Linked DNA regions of Mus musculus: all the other regions are linked to region 3. A link is a loop called in an ENCODE intact Hi-C map of the cell type or tissue named here. Cell type or tissue: left cerebral cortex. All regions are shown on one strand. Links, peaks and the distances in the headings refer to the core of each region. The heading gives the core; the rest is flanking DNA.

Evidence for each region. Hi-C counts contacts between places; a loop is a spot of excess contacts. Peaks named below come from ENCODE experiments on the same cell type or tissue, not always from the same donor. Only the 100,000 strongest peaks of a DNase experiment are listed, where the experiment ranks them.
Region 1: a loop joins it to region 3, with 5 times the contacts of the local background. A loop is called at or near these places in 11 of 42 quality-filtered maps.
Region 2: a loop joins it to region 3, with 7 times the contacts of the local background. A loop is called at or near these places in 7 of 42 quality-filtered maps.

What each region holds. Positions count from the first base shown.
Region 1 is chr16:77,640,228-77,645,972 of GRCm38, reverse strand. No RefSeq gene overlaps it. Among named protein-coding and RNA genes, the nearest start is that of Mir125b-2, 3.2 kb to the left of the region's middle. In left cerebral cortex, for the core only: no CTCF peak of the experiment used is centred there; DNase peaks (open chromatin) are centred at 1,846, 2,777 and 3,347; H3K4me3 peaks cover 1,750 bases; H3K27ac peaks cover 1,738 bases.
Region 2 is chr16:77,532,332-77,538,076 of GRCm38, reverse strand. All of the region lies in intron 4 of Mir99ahg (Mir99a and Mirlet7c-1 host gene (non-protein coding)), which reads right to left. Among named protein-coding and RNA genes, the nearest start is that of Mir99a, 64 kb to the left of the region's middle. In left cerebral cortex, for the core only: a CTCF peak has its summit at 2,880 (motif pointing left); a DNase peak (open chromatin) is centred at 2,859; H3K4me3 peaks cover 11 bases; H3K27ac peaks cover 29 bases.
Region 3 is chr16:77,591,638-77,597,382 of GRCm38, reverse strand. No RefSeq gene overlaps it. Among named protein-coding and RNA genes, the nearest start is that of Mir99a, 4.4 kb to the left of the region's middle. In left cerebral cortex, for the core only: a CTCF peak has its summit at 3,093 (motif pointing left); DNase peaks (open chromatin) are centred at 2,605, 3,270, 3,777, 4,204 and 1 more place; H3K4me3 peaks cover 1,839 bases; H3K27ac peaks cover 2,407 bases.

The DNA of each region.
Region 1 (5,745 bases), core at 1,810-4,309, 49 kb before region 3:
CAACACCCACTTCTATTACACTAAAAAAGGATTATATGCCAGTTAATGGGGCCCTAATTGATATTTTGCTTCTATTGAAGTTTTATATATCACAACTGTTACTGTGGGCCCAGGATATACAACACTTCAAACTCTCATTTAAATTATTACAGATAAGATTTAAACAAAAACTTTGAATATGTCATAATTTAATACCTATTAATGTTGATTTTTCTCTTTAAATATGCAAACTATTCAGACAGCAAATATTTTCATGCACACTTCATAGTTATTTGAACAAGACCACCTAACAAGCTTTAACTTAAAATCCTGGCAACATAGTAAGAAAACAAAAAAAGATCCTTTACTTTGAATAATTACATTATATAGTTCAATACTTTTGAAAATACACAGTCTCAATCCTGACTATTCATCAAATTCTCTCCCATCTTTTCGCCTTGTTGTGAAAGAGCAGAATCTGGACTTTAGGAATGATCCAAGGTTTAGTAGCACAGAATGCAGGGCAAAACAATCACACTTAGCACAGCATAAAACTCCTGGCCACAGAAGTGGAATCTGGTTCTTCAGAAGTGGTTGATCTTAAAAGGGAAAAGCAGGGGGGTTAGAAAAGGAGAGAGGGGGAGAGAGAGAGAGAGAGAGAGAGAGAGAGAGAGAGAGAGAGAGAGAGAGAGAGAGAGAGAGAGAGAAATGGAATGATTTAGAGTGTTTTCCTCTAGGCAGGTGAACCATCCATTTCCAGGAAGCTGCAAGGAAAGCTATGCTGAACAAAATATTTGCTAAGTGTTCCCCTCCCCCACCCTAGTACCACACCCCTTTCTAACCACCACCCCCCTTCACCCCTGCCCAGATCTTTACTTTGCCTTGTAAGACTTAAGCATTCTGTTCCGTGATGTAATGCATCATTATATAAGATCTCTTTCTGTTTATCATTTGATTTCCCATACTGAATCACTTATGGCCCCAAATAAATAGTTTTATAGAAGAAAAAAAAAAGATAAAACCAAAACCAAAAGAAACAACCAAAAAGCAGCATTCACAAAAAGCAAAGAGGAAAAAAAATAAAATTAAATAAAACAAAACAGTACTTAGATAAAAGTCCATGCTTTTTCCTTAAAACTGAATATGGCTTTACAATTTTTGACCATAGCATTCAACCAATTATTAGAATGAAAAATCTCACCCCTCCATAAATATGACATTAACATAATTATACCACCCCCATCACGGAGACCCATCCTCCTTAGGGAATACATCTGATGCTCCAAAGATGGAAATCAGTCAGATTTTAGTTGCTCTCCAACGTACCTTTGCTTCTCACTGACTGACTGGCTTTTACCCTCCACGCACTCACACGCCACCCCCTCCCCTCGGCTAGACACGGATGCCCGAGCGAGCACGCGCGCGCGCACAGGCACACAGACACACGGAGAGAGTCGGGCTAGCATCTGATGCTGACTCAGAGCGCTTCTGTGTGCAAGGGGTGGCGGCGGCTGGTATTTTCACTGCGCTCATCATTAACATTAACGCACAGTCTGGCATCCACCCTCTCCCAGACCTGCTGGACTGCGGCATTTGCATGACGCTGTCACTCTAGCTTCTGCAGGTCAGATGATGGAAGGAAATGGGGAGAAAGAGAGAGAGAGGGAGAGAGCGAATTAAAAAAGAAAAGAAAAAAAAGCCTTGAGACTCTCCTAAGAAATGCCTTCGTTTTGTCCTTATTTTTCCACCTTTTCTACTTCCTCTGTGGCTGTCTCTCAGCTGTTTGACATCTTCCCGGAAGAAAATGCCTTGTGCTTCAATGAGCCAGTCGCCAGTTAGTCCTCCCCTCCCTTCCCTCCAATCCCCACCCTTTTCCCTGCTAATCAATAAGACAGATCTGCAAGAGCAGTGTGGAGACAGACTCAGGCAGAGTCTCGCCCGGGTCCCCACCTAAGGAAGCAGCCAGGCCGGCTCACACACACGTGACACAGAAAAAAAAAAATACCATCAGTTTCTTAACAGCCTTAGACTTTATTCTGCGGTTTCATTTTCTTTCCCCCTTTGACTGAAGAAAGGGCAAAAGAAAGTCTATCCGTTTTTATGTGAAGACCCCACCCAGCAGCAGACACCCGTACATCCATACGCCCATAAGGCTGGGTGTGTAGAGATCAATTCTTTCTAGTCAAATAAATAAATACATAAATAAATAAATAAAATCTAAAAGCTAGGATTTTAATCGAAGTGATAGCTTCATGTTTTTATTAGCTATGCTCTCATTTCATAGGAATTAAAAGACAAGACTTGCCAAGATCTGACTCATCAACGGGATTTAAACTGTGTTGAAATGCTAACTTGGTGGAATGAGATCGACTAGCTGGATATTAGTATATTTTAATTTTAAAGACTTTTAAAAATAATAATACCTGACTGTTCGTGGGTATGTACATCGTAAAAGTGTTCTGGTTCAGCATATTGTGATTGAATATGTAGATTTAAATAAAAGGTGGATCCCTGTACATCTGTACACTATTACTAAAGAGCCAAAACCTTTGGCCATGATTGTGCTGGTGTTTCACAACATAGAAGACACCAGTTTCTTTGTTCTCCAGTCTCTCCCTGGGATGACAGTATGGTAAACTGCCACCTTCCCTTTCTACACTAGCAGTGTTTCTGAATTACTTGCCGGGCAGACTTAGCTATTGGTGACTCTACAGAATACAAAAAAGCATACAAAAGGGAAGGAACTATCACCATCCTCCAGCCAATGCTGGCTGGTGCTGCAAATATGTCAGTTTACTCTCATAGGCAGTCCCAGCATGCAATGCGGCACGCACGACCAAGGAAGGTAGCAGTTTGGCAACAGATCTGTGGCAACAATTGCGGAGAACAACCAACCGCTCGCTGAGGTTCCAAAGAAAACATCACAGGATCCATAAAGAGATGCAAGTAGAAATCAGCTCTTACAGGCTTCTGATTTGAAAGAAAAAAAAAAAAAAGGAAAAGGAAACAGGGGTGGGGCGGGGTGAGGTGGGCTGGGGTGGGGGTGGGGGCCAGCAAATCTCAAGCACAAAGACCAGCGGAAAAAGGAAAAAAAAAAAAAAAAAAAAGGAAAAGAATGTCCACAGGAAGGAAACAGGATGTTGAGTTCGTACTTTCAGAAAAAAAGAAAAAAAAGGCATGAAGGAAAAGGATGAGAGAGGTAGGCAGAAAAAGAGATGGATGGAATAGAGACCCAGAGAAAGAAAGATGGGAAGGAGCAGAGCCGCCATGCTGGTTGTTAATTGCCACAGAGAATATGAAGCATGATTTCTGAGTCTGGAGACTGCAAAGGACTCGAGTCCAGAATCGGATGAAAAGTTGAAATAAAGACAGACACCCACAGGTTAGCTTAGCACAAGTGTCTGCCAGTGGCAGCAAGAAGCCTGCAGAACTTGTCCTGTTTTTGCGTCTAGCTTATTGCCTTGATCAGACTTTATTTTGATTTTTTAACTCTCTTACATATGTGAATTCTTTAGGCTGCCTTTGTCCCCCCATATAGTTACCTACAATGCTCTTGATAAATGAGTGTCATGACTTTGCTATGGCTATCAGATCTAACAGGTTGACGATTTTAATAATTGAGTGTGTGCTTACAGCTACTGGCCACTGATATCCCGCTCTGTAGACCTTGTGCATGAACATCTCACTTGCAGCTCTTGGGACAAGATACAAGATACAAGGCACCTTCAACTTTTCTCCTTAATCGATGGTATTTCTTTCTTTACATTCATACAAGCATACATGGCTTAACTCCACAGAAAGCACAAAATATATTAACTGAGGGATTTAGAAAATCAAAGCAATAAACATTGAAAGGAAAATAATTATTACTGAATGACTGTGGGTTACAATATTTATATTGAGACATGAGTTAGCCTGTTCCAAGTGGCCAGGCTCTGTCAAGACTTCTCTTAGGGCCAATAGGAAAGCAGATTTGGTTACATCAACATTGATTTGAAAGGAAATGTTGAAATCAAACAATGTGGTCACCACTGTCATAGATGCTAGCTTGAGGTCCTTGCTACCTTTCAGCTTCTAATCAACAAACACTGAAGCAAGCTTTTCCCTACGTCAGAATTTATGCGGTGACCACAGGCAAAGTATTTACAAAGAAAAGTTTTGACTTCACTTTTACATTTCATTTGAAAGATGCAGCACATGTACAATCACGCAACAATTATTTTCAAATACTATTGGACATTTATTTTCTAAGCTTTTAAAAACTCACTGCTCTGATTCGGATGGTAAATTATTTATCAAATTAAAGGAAGTAATGCTTTGAAATAATATCCTTTCTTCCAGGGCAAGAATGTCTTTTATTTATTCTAAAGGGTATGTAAAATTGGTGTAATTGTGAGTATCATTAATTTAATGTATGATGTTTGTAATAAGGAGGACAGATGATATAAACTGATGCATAGTTTATATTTTGACTTAAAATTCATGAAAGTATAGACACTGTATATTATTCACCTGTTGAATATTTTTGTGCCATATTTAACTTGCATTCTGCAATCAGCTACAACCAGAAATCTGTAATATAAAGTAAATGTTTAAAAATATCAAAGTTCATTGCCTCTGTTCCCCTATCTGTATCTCTGGTGGGCAGTATGAATTGATGGGAATCTACTCTTCTGGACAATGTGAATTTAAACTATTTTCTAACTTTGTGAAGAATATATTATATAATTCTGACTTAACCCACCCCTCAAAAGGTTTATAGAGTAATTCATCACTGGACCCCAGTGTTTTCCTTCTCCTTTAGGAGACAGAAACTGTATTGATTTACTTAGGGATCTAATATTAAAAGTATTTCCTTTTGATGGAAGTGCCTTTATTTCTAAATTTTGGCTAAAGCAGTTTTATTTACTAATAGCTTTTTAAAATGTAAGATGACTTATGGAGAAAGCTTTTCGAAAAACTAAGCTTCTCCCCACCCCCAAATATAACAATGATTTAACAAAATCAAAAGACTCAACAGTCTCTTCATTCTGTGGGCTCCGAGTAGCTCGGCCATGCTTATTTGTCTAACCTTTCCAGAATGGAGAGCCATGTTCTCTCTAGTGCCAACCAAGACATATCAGAGTTCTGCTTTCCAGAAGGCATGGAGTAGTCGTGAGAGAAGCAAAAATACAGAGAGGTTTTTTTTTTCCTCTCTCTCTCCATTTTTCCACATTAGAAAGGAATAGCAGAAACTGAAATAAAAGAAATAGATCTCTTATTTTTTTTTTTAGTGCACATAACGAATAAGCAAACGATAGAGATGAGACTCAGATATCAGTGAATTGGTGTTGGTCTGGTTAGGAACTTTCTATGAACTAAAACACCTAGTGTTCTTGTTTGTCTAAGTAAGATACATCCGAGTAAGGAATAGATCCCAAATCAGATTTTAAAGAAAGACAAAATATACTAAACTAAAAGTGTATATTAAAATCATAATAATGAAGAAGAATGTTTGATCTTAACCAAAAGAAAATATATGACTCACTTTTCTTTAATAATTTTGCTGTTTGGTTTTTTTTGGGGGGGGAATGGCTTTGTTTAAATCAGACATCCAATAAGTGGGATGTCAAATGTTGATCTGTCAATCTGATAAGTCTTTCTCTCTCTCTCCTGCTATATAACTGCAAGGTATCATATCCCTCTTTTATTAATTAATTTAAAAATGGCCTGATTGTAAATCACTGTAGTAAGCTTTTCCATGTTTCCACATCCACTTTCCCCTTC
Region 2 (5,745 bases), core at 1,810-4,309, 59 kb after region 3:
CAGCCTACCACCACACCATTGTGCTGTGTTCTCCATTCCATAGTGCTGTAACAGTATTGCAAAATAGGGCAGCGCTGAGTGAATGAATGAACACATGGTAAAAAAGCATCAAAAGGATTACTATCCTCATTGAAATTTTTACTGCCAAGTTGACAATGTTAAAAATACAGAGTAACAGCTCAGCGCTGTTTCAATACAATAAGCTATTTTTTTTGTCATGGTTAATCCATTTAAAACTGAAAAGGGGGCTTGTTCTCTAAACAACATAAATTTATATCTTTTCACCAAGAAATATATATTTGACTAATTACTATGCTGTATATGAATATGTAGTAGATAAGATTAAACTTCTAAGATGTTTATAATTGCAACATAAAATATATCTGAACCCTCTGCAAAAATTGTGCAATCAACATGAGGATATGTGATATTCACTATGAAGCACATTGTCTGTCTGTCTGTATATATGTCTGTGTGTCTATAGGTCTGCGTTTTGACTCAGCAGTCATAACCCTGCCATACACAAAGCCATCTAATAACTGGATGATTTGCAAATGTCTTCCACATGGGCTACAGCTATGCGTATGTAGATGCTGCTACACTCAATCCTGTAACTGTAAAGCAATACAATCAACATAAGCAGATTCACGTTTTTATTTTACTTTATTTTATTTTTTATTTCCTAATGTGTTAATGCTCAACGGATCTTTTGTTTTGTGACAAGCACAATGTGAGGACCCTCAAAACCCTCATTTATCATTGCTCTTCCCTCCCTCCCCACTCTTTCTTTTCGGGTGATACTTATTTCTAACGGCTTATGATCTTCACTGGATAAGAAGAAGACATTTGAGGTCGAGAGTGTGGAGGTTCAGGGTGGGAGGGGGGGACGGCTATTTTGAATCTTCTGATGGTGAGGTTTCGCTCACTAAGGAGCTCTCTGTGGGTTTCTGGCATTGTGTTTTGTCTGCTTGCAAGTGAGCCGGTGATCGATGGGGAAAGTGTTCATTGATTTGTAGTGCCTGCGCGCTGCAGCCAACCAGCACTAGAGTGAGGAGGCAGCATCATGAATCTCTCAACTATGCATATTTATATGCAGCTGCTGAACTTCGAAACCTCTCGTGAATACAAAGTACTTGTGTGGCCACCAGTTTGCACAATGCCGTCCTGCTGCATGTTCTGATATAGCTACTGTACGGGAGAATGGATGTGGGAGAGGGGCACGGTGGGATAGAGAAAGGAGAGGTAAGGGCTGGGGGTTGGAGGGAGGGTTGAGCCTTGTACAATTCCTCATTAGAAAGCAACGGAAATGAGGTGTGTGTGGGAACAAGCAGGATACGTTCTAATAAATGCTCTCCTTGCCTGAATCTCGAGTTCCACAATTGATTAATGGAAACAATGAATTTATGAAATTCTTGGGCAAATGGATGTATCTGGAGGATATCATCCTGAGTGAGGTAACCCAATCACAAAAGAAGTCACTTGATATGCATTCACTGAGAAGTGAGGCTCCCTGATAACGATGTGGTTAAAATATGCTGGCATCATTGAAATCATCATAGCAATGAGCTGTGCGCATGAGAAAGTAACCTCCCCTGAGTGAATCGCAGCTTTGCTTCGGGAGAGAGTAGATGCGACAATATAATGGGAGGGAGGGGTGAAGGCAGGAAGATATAAAGAATTGTTAATATTATTGGGAAAAATTAAGTAAAGTGAAATGCAGGAGGATGTTAAGAAAAATATATGAAGGGGCATGCATTTGAGAGTGGGGATAGAATGGGAGGGGCAGGAAAGAGGCAATAAAGCTACAGGGGAGGTTAGGAGACCTGAATATTCAGACAATATGAAGAAGGACTGTAAATAGGAGAAATAAAATAGGGAAAGAAACAGCCAAACAAAAACTATCACGGTGTGTGTGTGTGTGTGTGTGTGTGGGGGGGGGGGGGGCACAAGATATGCCTTTTCCACAGGAGACATTCTTTTGTTGAGAAAGATGCATTTTATATAAAGTACAGAGTAAGTCACAGATTTTTTAAAAAGTGACCAAATTTTAATAAGATTACGGTTTACAAACAGATTAAATCTGTAAACTTGGAGATTTCTATACCCAATAATTAAAGCATATTTTCTTAGTTTTTAAAGGCCTATAGTTAAAGATAAGAAATCTGGGTTGGGGGATATGTTTGCAAAATTGAAAGTCAAATTGAAACATCACTATTTTGAAATTATCTTCATTCAGAAAGTTCTGAAGACCAAACTCAGTTCAATATTGTTAACCCCAATAGTGCTACGGGGCCTCCAAGAAAAGCTCATTTTATTATGAGATTAGGGCTTGTCTCCAGCTGAAGTTTTATCAAAGAAACATAAAAGGAAACCTCAAATTCAATGTCTAGGTAGTTTCACTCCAGTATCAAAACCAAGCTTTATATGTTTCCACATAGAGTTACAGCATTGGTACAGACCAAAGTGCAGCTGCTCTTTTGACCATCCTATCCAATGGCCTTCTTCCAAGTCCTTCCCTCTGAGATTTAAGGAAAGCTGTCAATCCTTAGCTCTCAAAGGCTTAGGAAAATGGATGGAAATTGAATGTTAAAAGGCCAGCACATACTGTGTTGGTATTAGATTCCAATATTACTAAGCATGTCCAGACTTTTAAAAAATATACAAAACCTCTGGTACGCATAAGCACTAGCGCGTGCACACACACACACACACACACACACACACACACACACACACACACACACACACACACATACACACACAAACACACACAAACACACACTACATATACACACAAAAGCTTACTCTATTTTCAATGATGTCAAACTCTCTTCTAGCAATGTTCTCCCCCTAGTGGTGAGTCAGCACAAAAAGTGCCTTCTCAAGTGGAAAACCTAGTTTCCTTCCCAGAATTGGTGCTAAACATAAAACAATGTGAAACTTTACTTTTCTCATTGAAAAAATAATAGGAAAACAATATTCTCAATTTTAACATAATGTTTTTCTATTTTAAAATTTTAAATGATTTAACCTTTATCAGAGTTATGCAATGATTATAAACTCATCCATGTGCATATGCACATTGCTACAAGGACATTTCTGAGGTTATATAATAAGTGGTTATCTTTTAATCGGCTACCTTTTAGATTTTACTTTACAAGTACTTGTAAATTATTTCCATAGACAAACTAAACCTGAATGCTAAGGACATAAAAGGAAAACTACCAGGATTTAGTCTTATTTCTCATTTACAGGTCTAACCATGGAATTCTTACCATCCTCCTTACCCCATCCTGCTGAAATATGGAAAACTCTTACTGTTTATGCCCTCAGCCTAGGTAGCACAGAGTCGAGGCAACACTGAGTGCATTTTTTTTATATAATTTATCACACCAAGTGATAGTCATTGATTCATGAAAGATACCGTGGTTTCTTTACATGGTAATCAGAGTTCAAGTCTCCACTGAGAAATCATTTGTGAAAATTCTGATTCTGATTTGATTCTAAAAAACAAGAAGAAAGGAAGTCTCGATTTACAGTTAGAAATCTAATGCTGGGTTGGAATTTTTCTCTGTTCAACATGGAGGTTCATGAAGGTTCCCATTGTTTTCAGTTAATAGATGAAGCTGATGGAGGCAAAAGAATTTCAGACTGTGTGACTAGAATTTGTGGGTCAAAGAGTAATAACGTAAATATGGAGAGAAACTCTCCGGGGTGTTTCAAAGGTAACCAACTATCATTACCCTTTGCACAGTTACACAGCATTAGGCAAGAGGCAAAATTTTAAACCAAAACTTCTTTAAAAAACAAACTATGTCCATGAATTGCTTAAAAGTTGTCTGTAGACATTTAAGGAGAGGACATACTCTGTACAAAAAGTTTTGGACAATTTTCTAATTGTATGTTAATATCCATCTATATACATAACAAATTTTGCTAAGTGGTGATTAAGGTAAGAGACACTCAGAGTTGGTAACACTCAAATTAAGGCTATGTGAGTGTTTTCTTAAATTTGCTTTCGAATAAATGTTCTGAACTAGGGATTTTAATATCATAATTTACTAAAAATTACTTAATTTAAATTTAGAAGGTAGAAACCAGAATGACATCAATATATACTAAAATATCAATTGATCCTAATTTCCTTTCCTCTAGATAAGAAAACAGGAGATACAGCCATATGAATGGAAATGAGCAGGAGGTGGCGGTTTCACTGAGGTTTATATGAGGTCTTTTGTTTATGTTGAGCTGATATGCTCACTTGATAATTCTACAGTTGCATAACTATTTCATGTGTTACGTATAACATCATCTCTAAAGATGTATTTATAGGTATAACACTGTGACTCTCACCAGGCACAGTCTGGTTCATTTCACAGATGTAAAAATACTGAATACAAACAAAACCTATGACAAAGTAGCTCTCAGCCACAGTGGTCTCCTTTATCACTAAGTTGTAAGGATGTCCCTCAAGTAGAGTCTACCTTCCTCGTGTTGAAAGACCAGAGTTGCTACTGCATATGTTGTTTGCTGCTATTATGTATATCTTTCTTTCCTCCTCTATTCATTCATATATATATATATATATGGTGTGTGTGTGTGTGTGTGTGTGTGTGTGTGTGTGTGTGTTACCAGGAACCAAACCCACAGTCTTGTACACTGAAGGCAAAGGACTACATGCCCTTTCCCATTTTGTGTGCTATGTTTCCACTGTGTGATCAAAACAATCTGCACTGAAATTTCTTAATGAAAATTTTGGTGAGATTGTTCGGAATGATCAGGAATTATGCAGAAGTTTTAATCTTGGATGAGTCATATAATTTTGGGGTAGCTTTCTGCATGTGTGAGACATCTAAGATAATAGTAAAACTGATTTTCAAATTTAATAAAACGTATAGCAACATTTCTGAGGAATGTAAACATTAAATAAGTAGTATTTCCTGCAATATTATTCTTAGAAATATTATCAAAATAATAGAAGCAAACTGGGATAAATCCAGCGAAGCACAAACTCATCAAATCCTTCCAATTCCACCACAGCATGAAAAAATGAAATCAAACAATTAAAAATAAACAAACTGTACTTATAGTCCTGCCTGCTTACTTAGATCTAATGCACCCATTAACCAAAGGAATGCTGAACAGGTCAAAGGTGCAATGTTTATTTCCAAAGTTACTTAAAACTGTATTTAATATTTTCTTGCTTGGATTGTTTATTTGCAGAAGAAATAATAAGCATGAAAGTCACTATTAATAGGCCTTTGCATCAAGTACAAGTCAAATAATAATAACTTTAAGTAAAAGAATCTTTAAGAATATTGTGTAATATTATAACCATAATACTCATTTTCCTTAAGGCAAGCTTTGGTATCAGAGACCTTGGTGTAATAAATATTTAGATCATTGTTTACAGGCTGAATCTAAATAGCATCTGTTTGTGCATTGTGACATACTCAAAAGTCTGAACTAAATACAACATTGTCGTTTATGCCACTGGAAGGCACCTATTGAAATGAAAATGCGCTTTAATTGACATTGAGTAAAATAATTTTCTCAATAGTCCCCTAGTCTTAATCGTAGTAAAAAAAAAAAAAAAAACTGTACAAAGGAGTGGTCAGATACTATATGATGTCCAAATATAGAAATAACATATAACTTTTTCTTTGGTGAATATCAGTATCTACTATTCATTACTTCTTTGTATAGATTTTATGCTGAGGCAAAGTAGAAACTGACACGATTTGA
Region 3 (5,745 bases), core at 2,097-4,596:
TACTACAAAATATACTTTGACATTATTGTCTTACTAGATATATGGAAAAGATTAAAAATAAACTATGAGCTTATACTTTTCTATCAGATTTTTACTTCCTTTTATAATGTATAACCACTGAGAACATATTTTCCTTTTCATTAAATAGCTTCCTATTCAACCATCTTGTACCTGAATTGTATAAATCAACATACACATATGTCCTCAGAATGATGGACACTGGGCATTGATCACAAAACCAAACAAAAGGTTGACAAAGGCAAGTAATACTGTAAACTCTTGAAGGAAAACCATCAGTGAAAATCCCAAATACGTAGCTTCATAAAGGGAAGGACCATTTCTTATACCAAACACAGACATAATCATTTTCTCTTTAATATTCTAAGATTAATTACTCTCTACATTTGTGCCTTTTCGTTTTACCTGAGATGATTTTCTCCTGTGGTCATTCTCTTCTCTTCTCATATGCACTTTAAGTGTTCCCCTAAAACAACCACAAAAGGAAAAATATCAGACAACTGCCACCTACAGGGATCATCTGTGTAGATTGGGAGCAAAGGAAGGAGGTGGCCGGGAAGACAGGACAATGTCAAAATGGGGGAAAGCCTTAAAAGTCTATTCCTTAAGGCTTGGCAGGGTCTGAGGGCCCCACCCCAGGATACTCATATGACACAGAAATACTTTCACAGTTTGCAGCTACATGTTCATTCTGGTTGGTGTTGCTTTCCCGGGAACAGTTCTCAAAGTGAAAGGACGTGTCTCTTACGGAAGCGACTGGGTTCTTCACAATGAAGGGGTGAAAGCTGAAAAGAGCTTTGGATTTGGCATGGAGCTTAATAAGATAATTAAGAGTGTGGAGATTAATGGCTCCTAAAATAAGATTCAAAATAATGTTTTTTAAACTAAAGAATCATGAAACATGAAAACAGGTTTATCAATATTAATTAAGCCTTTGGAAGTTGGCTTTCTAATAACAAAGGAGGAAGAAGAGCTATTCTGCAAATAATTAGTGAATAATAACCGATAAAGTCAATAAAACATTGCTTCAAATATTATCTTTATATTAGGTCTGGGTAACTGTTAATCCTTTCATAATATAACTGAAAAGAAGACAGAATTAACCAGCTGTATAATATTTCTCTTTGTTTATCCTTGATGTTTATGATATCATGAAATATAATTTTAAAATCATAACAATTATGCTAAAGTTTTCTTCTCATAGCTAATATTATCATGCCAGTTCTTAGTATGAACATTGTAATCTTCATTGATACACACTGCATATCTCAAAACGTTTTTTTCTTTTTAGAGATTTTCTTGCATGTTTAGAAACATTGTTTAGTAAAGAAGTTTTTAAAGGGGGCATATCATTTAACCCTCTACCACTAAAATAGGAAAAGCTGCATTTTGTTACAAGACGTTGACTTGCTCAGCAATTTCCTTCTACAAATAGAGAAAATAATTAGAATGCAATGTATTCACCTGCCGAGCCAAAGCAACTCTGAACTTGAAAGCAAGTTTGTACAGACTTTCCCCACCACAACAGTGAAGGGCAACTTCCAACGCTTCCCAACTGCTCTAGGGCAAATTCTTTTTCCTTGTATTTTTAGAAGTAGAATTATTAAGGAACAAGCTATTTTTTTTACTTCGCAACGGAGAATCCGCTCTGTTTATTCCCATCTCTCCTCTACTGAAACCGGCATGAAAAGAAATTTTATTTAGCATTATATGGATGCATTTTTGAAGCAAGATCTCTTTTTAGAACTTCGAGAAATTTCTTCTTTTGCATTTAAAATTAGGAGTCACAGAAAAGGTTTTACTTTCCTTACTACTACTGATTCCCAAGCCCGTTTCTCCACAAAATATATTACTGGACACAAAAATCAGAGATAACACACACTACTGTCTGCCTAAAACTTCTGTGAACAACCAAAGCAGGAGCTTATGTCTATAGAGAGTTTTCTTATTCCAGTTTAGTGTCTACGCTAATCACGATTAGAGTAAGAAAGCAAAAGAAAAAAGTGTAAAGTGGGTAATGAGTTAATAAGAACAAATTGAAACTGCAAGGAGTCTAATTTATGGAATAGAAAGCGTAAAAAGAAACAAAAAAAAAGTTATACCTGGTATGAAAGTGCGGGTTCACCAAGTGCAATGTACTGCTCTTAGGCCATTGTTTTTTGAAATAATAACAAAAATAAATAAATAAAAGAAAGAAGGGTCATAGATTTGTGTTGCCTTCCAAGCTGCTTAACGAAGCCCGATGTCTCAGGAGTTAGACAAACCAAAGTTTGCTTTTTTGGGTTTGTCTCGGTTTGCATTTTTGGTTTGTTTTTGTTTTCACGCAGGCATTCCGCATCATTATCAGTATTTTTCAGCACTCTGGCGAATACTGAGAAGCTCAGGGTTTTTGTTTGGTTTGGTTTTTTGTTTTTGTTTTGGATTTTTTTTTTTTCTGTTTCTTCTGGGCTCCCGGTATTTCTCAGAGAAGGAGGTCCAGAGGGCTTGTCTTCATTCTCTTCCTTCTCCATATTCCAGGCACAAAGCACTGCGCAGAATCTGCACCAATCGTTGCCACCGACTGGCAGCAGAATGGTAGAAGGTGGGAGAGTCCCGGAATCCTTCCAGGCTGACTTGAGAAACGAGGACTGCACACGTTCGTCTCCCGAACCGAAGGGGTGAAAAGGCTGGGTGCCAGTTTGCTACTCGGCTGCAATGATCTCATGCTCACTGCTCTGTCGTCCTGTCCGACCAGTTCAAATGCCTGTTCATTATAAACCAAATACATACATACATAAATAACCCAAACTACTTGAATTCTTCAGTAACCAAAAGAAGAAAAAAAAAAGGAAAAAGAAAAGATATTAACATAAAAATTAAAAAACAAAACAAAACAGCAGTCAGGAAAGGTAAAAAAAAGAAAGAAAGAAAAGAAAACAAAAGAAAAAAAGCACATACAATTTAGGATTCACTTGTTATGCCTCAATATTCTGTTATTATTTTCCTTTTCTCTCTCTCTTTAGAGATAAGCAGCCGAATTTATCAGGCGTGAAAGGGACAGCCTCCTGGTGGCCTGCCAAAAGCCCAGAATAAAGACGAGGTTGTGCTTCAAAGCTCAGTTGCTTGCTGAGACTGGCTAAAGTCAAGTCTTAAGATCCACCATTTTCTGATCCTTGCTAGAAAAGAAGAAAAAAGTCAGGGCCGTTTGCTGCTTCCAAGTCTCCGTTGGCACCATCACAAAATCTCAGTCGTCAGGTCACATGATTCTCTGCCAAATGTAGAGTGAGGCATTCCCATCAACCATTCTGCTGATACTGCGAAGGCAGCTATTGTCTCGTTTAGACCCAAAGTTCAGCCCACTCTTCATTGAATTAGCTGAAAAACGCATCACCTTTGGGGGCTGGGAGTCATGGAAACGTCTACCTGGCAAGCTGCCCACTTTTTCTGCCCATCAACCAGAGATGGGATTGTGCTGCTTAACGCAGTCATGACTTGGAATGTGAAGAGTGGTCCAAAGTGAATCTCATTCTTACAACGCCTGTTTCATTTGCACAGAAAACTCTGGCTCATAGGAGAGAGGGAGAGGGAGGGGAGGGGGAGAGGGAGAGAAGGAGGGAGAGGGAGGGAGGGTGAGAGAGAGAGAGAGAGAGAGAGAGAGAGAGAGAGAGAGAGAGAGAGAGAGAGAGAGAGATCTTTCCTACAAAAAATTAGCAAATAAAGGTCTGAACATGCTTACTTTGCAACTTTGTTTCTCAACGCACCCGAATGGTTCTCAAACCGGAAGACTGAATGCCCTGCCCTGCGAGTTTTCGTCATTAAAGGCATATCTGTTTTCTTGTCTTTCTTTCTTTTTTTTTTTTTTTTGTAAACGCAACAAGCCTAGCACATTTGTTTTATTCTCCCACTTTAAGACTTTGAAACAAAACCAAACCTCCCAGTTTTCCTTTTTGCATTTTTATTACTTTCTGATTTTTATCTAGCACCAATTTTGTGCTACATGGCCACAATATCCACTAGCAACAGAGATGCATTATTGCTACCATCTCCAACAAAGTGGTCCCTTGAGAGGATGGGGTGTCTCTTCCAGCAGGCAAACCCCTGCAATTGGGTCTTGCGATAATCCCCATCACTACCTAGCACAGCTGCTATGCAAGTTTTCGGAGATTGACACATGTGAGAAGTGTTCTTTCTGTTCTCTGACTGGCTGCGGGTTGCCTGTGTGGCATGAAAGATGCCTTTGAAAGATTCAGGGAGCATATCAACAGCTCTTAGGCAATAAAATGAACAGCTTCCCCCTCCCTGGTGAATTTCCATTCTAGCATGCAATGAGATTTTTTTCCCATGTACAAACATTTCCATACTTCCTAACAAGAGTGGAGTGAATTCAATCTTTAAATATTCCCTTAAGCAGAATGTTAAGCCAAGTAGCAGAGCAAGCATCGTTAACATATAAGTCAAAATTCAGAGGACAATGCAGAAGACCTACATTTTCATACATGATTGAAAAATTTGTAGTGATTGTATATTAAAGTCACTTATGTTTGTAGTAAGTCTAGAATTATGTTCATTGCCTTATCTGAGTAATGGATCCATGTCCCTCTCCAGGAATGCACATATATTAAATATTATTTGATAGTTAAAACACGACTTGCCTAAACATTATTTGTGAAAGTCAGAACTCGGAAACATCCCATCAATGGATTTAAAGGTTATTATCTTATTCACGAGGTCACTTTAGGAGCAGTAAGGGGTGAATATCACATGCCCATATGGGAAACATCACAAAATCCGGCCTGTCTGTAATTGAAAACTGCACGAAGTTCTACACAGTAGAACTTGACCTTAAACATGTGCTGAAGTTTGCGATTGTTTTTCTCCTAGACTGAAAAATCCTGGGCAACGTTTTCTAGAGTCTTAACCACAGCACTAAAGAGTGTTGGGTAGGGAGAATTGTACAATGCATATTTAAAGCCCTGTATGTTCAGGATGCACAAAATAGGTGACAGACATAGAATGAGAAGTGTAAATTTGTAGTGACCGTTCAGTTATGCGGCAATTAAGCACTAGTGTTTGATAGGTTTTACACTGGGTATAGGGGACTAGCGCTAGAGACTCCTATGAGGTGTCATTCAGTAAATACTTTTAAATAAGAAAAGCCCGTGGTAAAGTAGCTAAGTTGGTATCCAGAGGAAATTTATTAAGGTGAAACTCTTTATGAAACAAGCAGGAAGATATTGAAGAACAGAAAGGAAATGCATATTAAATATAAATTACCTATGGAAGTCTTTCCTCAATCCGAACTATTCCCTTTCAGTAAAAACTCATTAATTAGGTTTTCACAATTTTATGTTTAACTTCCATAAATTAACTGATATAAAAGTTGTATGGTGGCCTCGCAATTCCAAATGAAAGAAACAAAGAAAAAGAAAGAAGCAAACTTTTGTGTTTAAGAGCATGGAATAAATATTTTTATTTAAATCTTCTATTAAATACCACCAATATATCCCAAAGAATATGTATAAAACAGATAGAAAGAGACTGTGACAGACTGAGGACTGGCATGCCCATAATTCCCTTCACCTTTTGACTGGTGTTTGCTGGTTTGTTTGTTTGTTTTCAACTCTTTGGTTTTTGTTTGTTTTTCAGTCATGGCATCAGAAGAACAGTGGCCCACAGGGACAGTAATTATTGGGACAATACTGTTTTAATTTTTCTTTCCACTTTGTTTTTTTTTCAAGACAGGGTTTC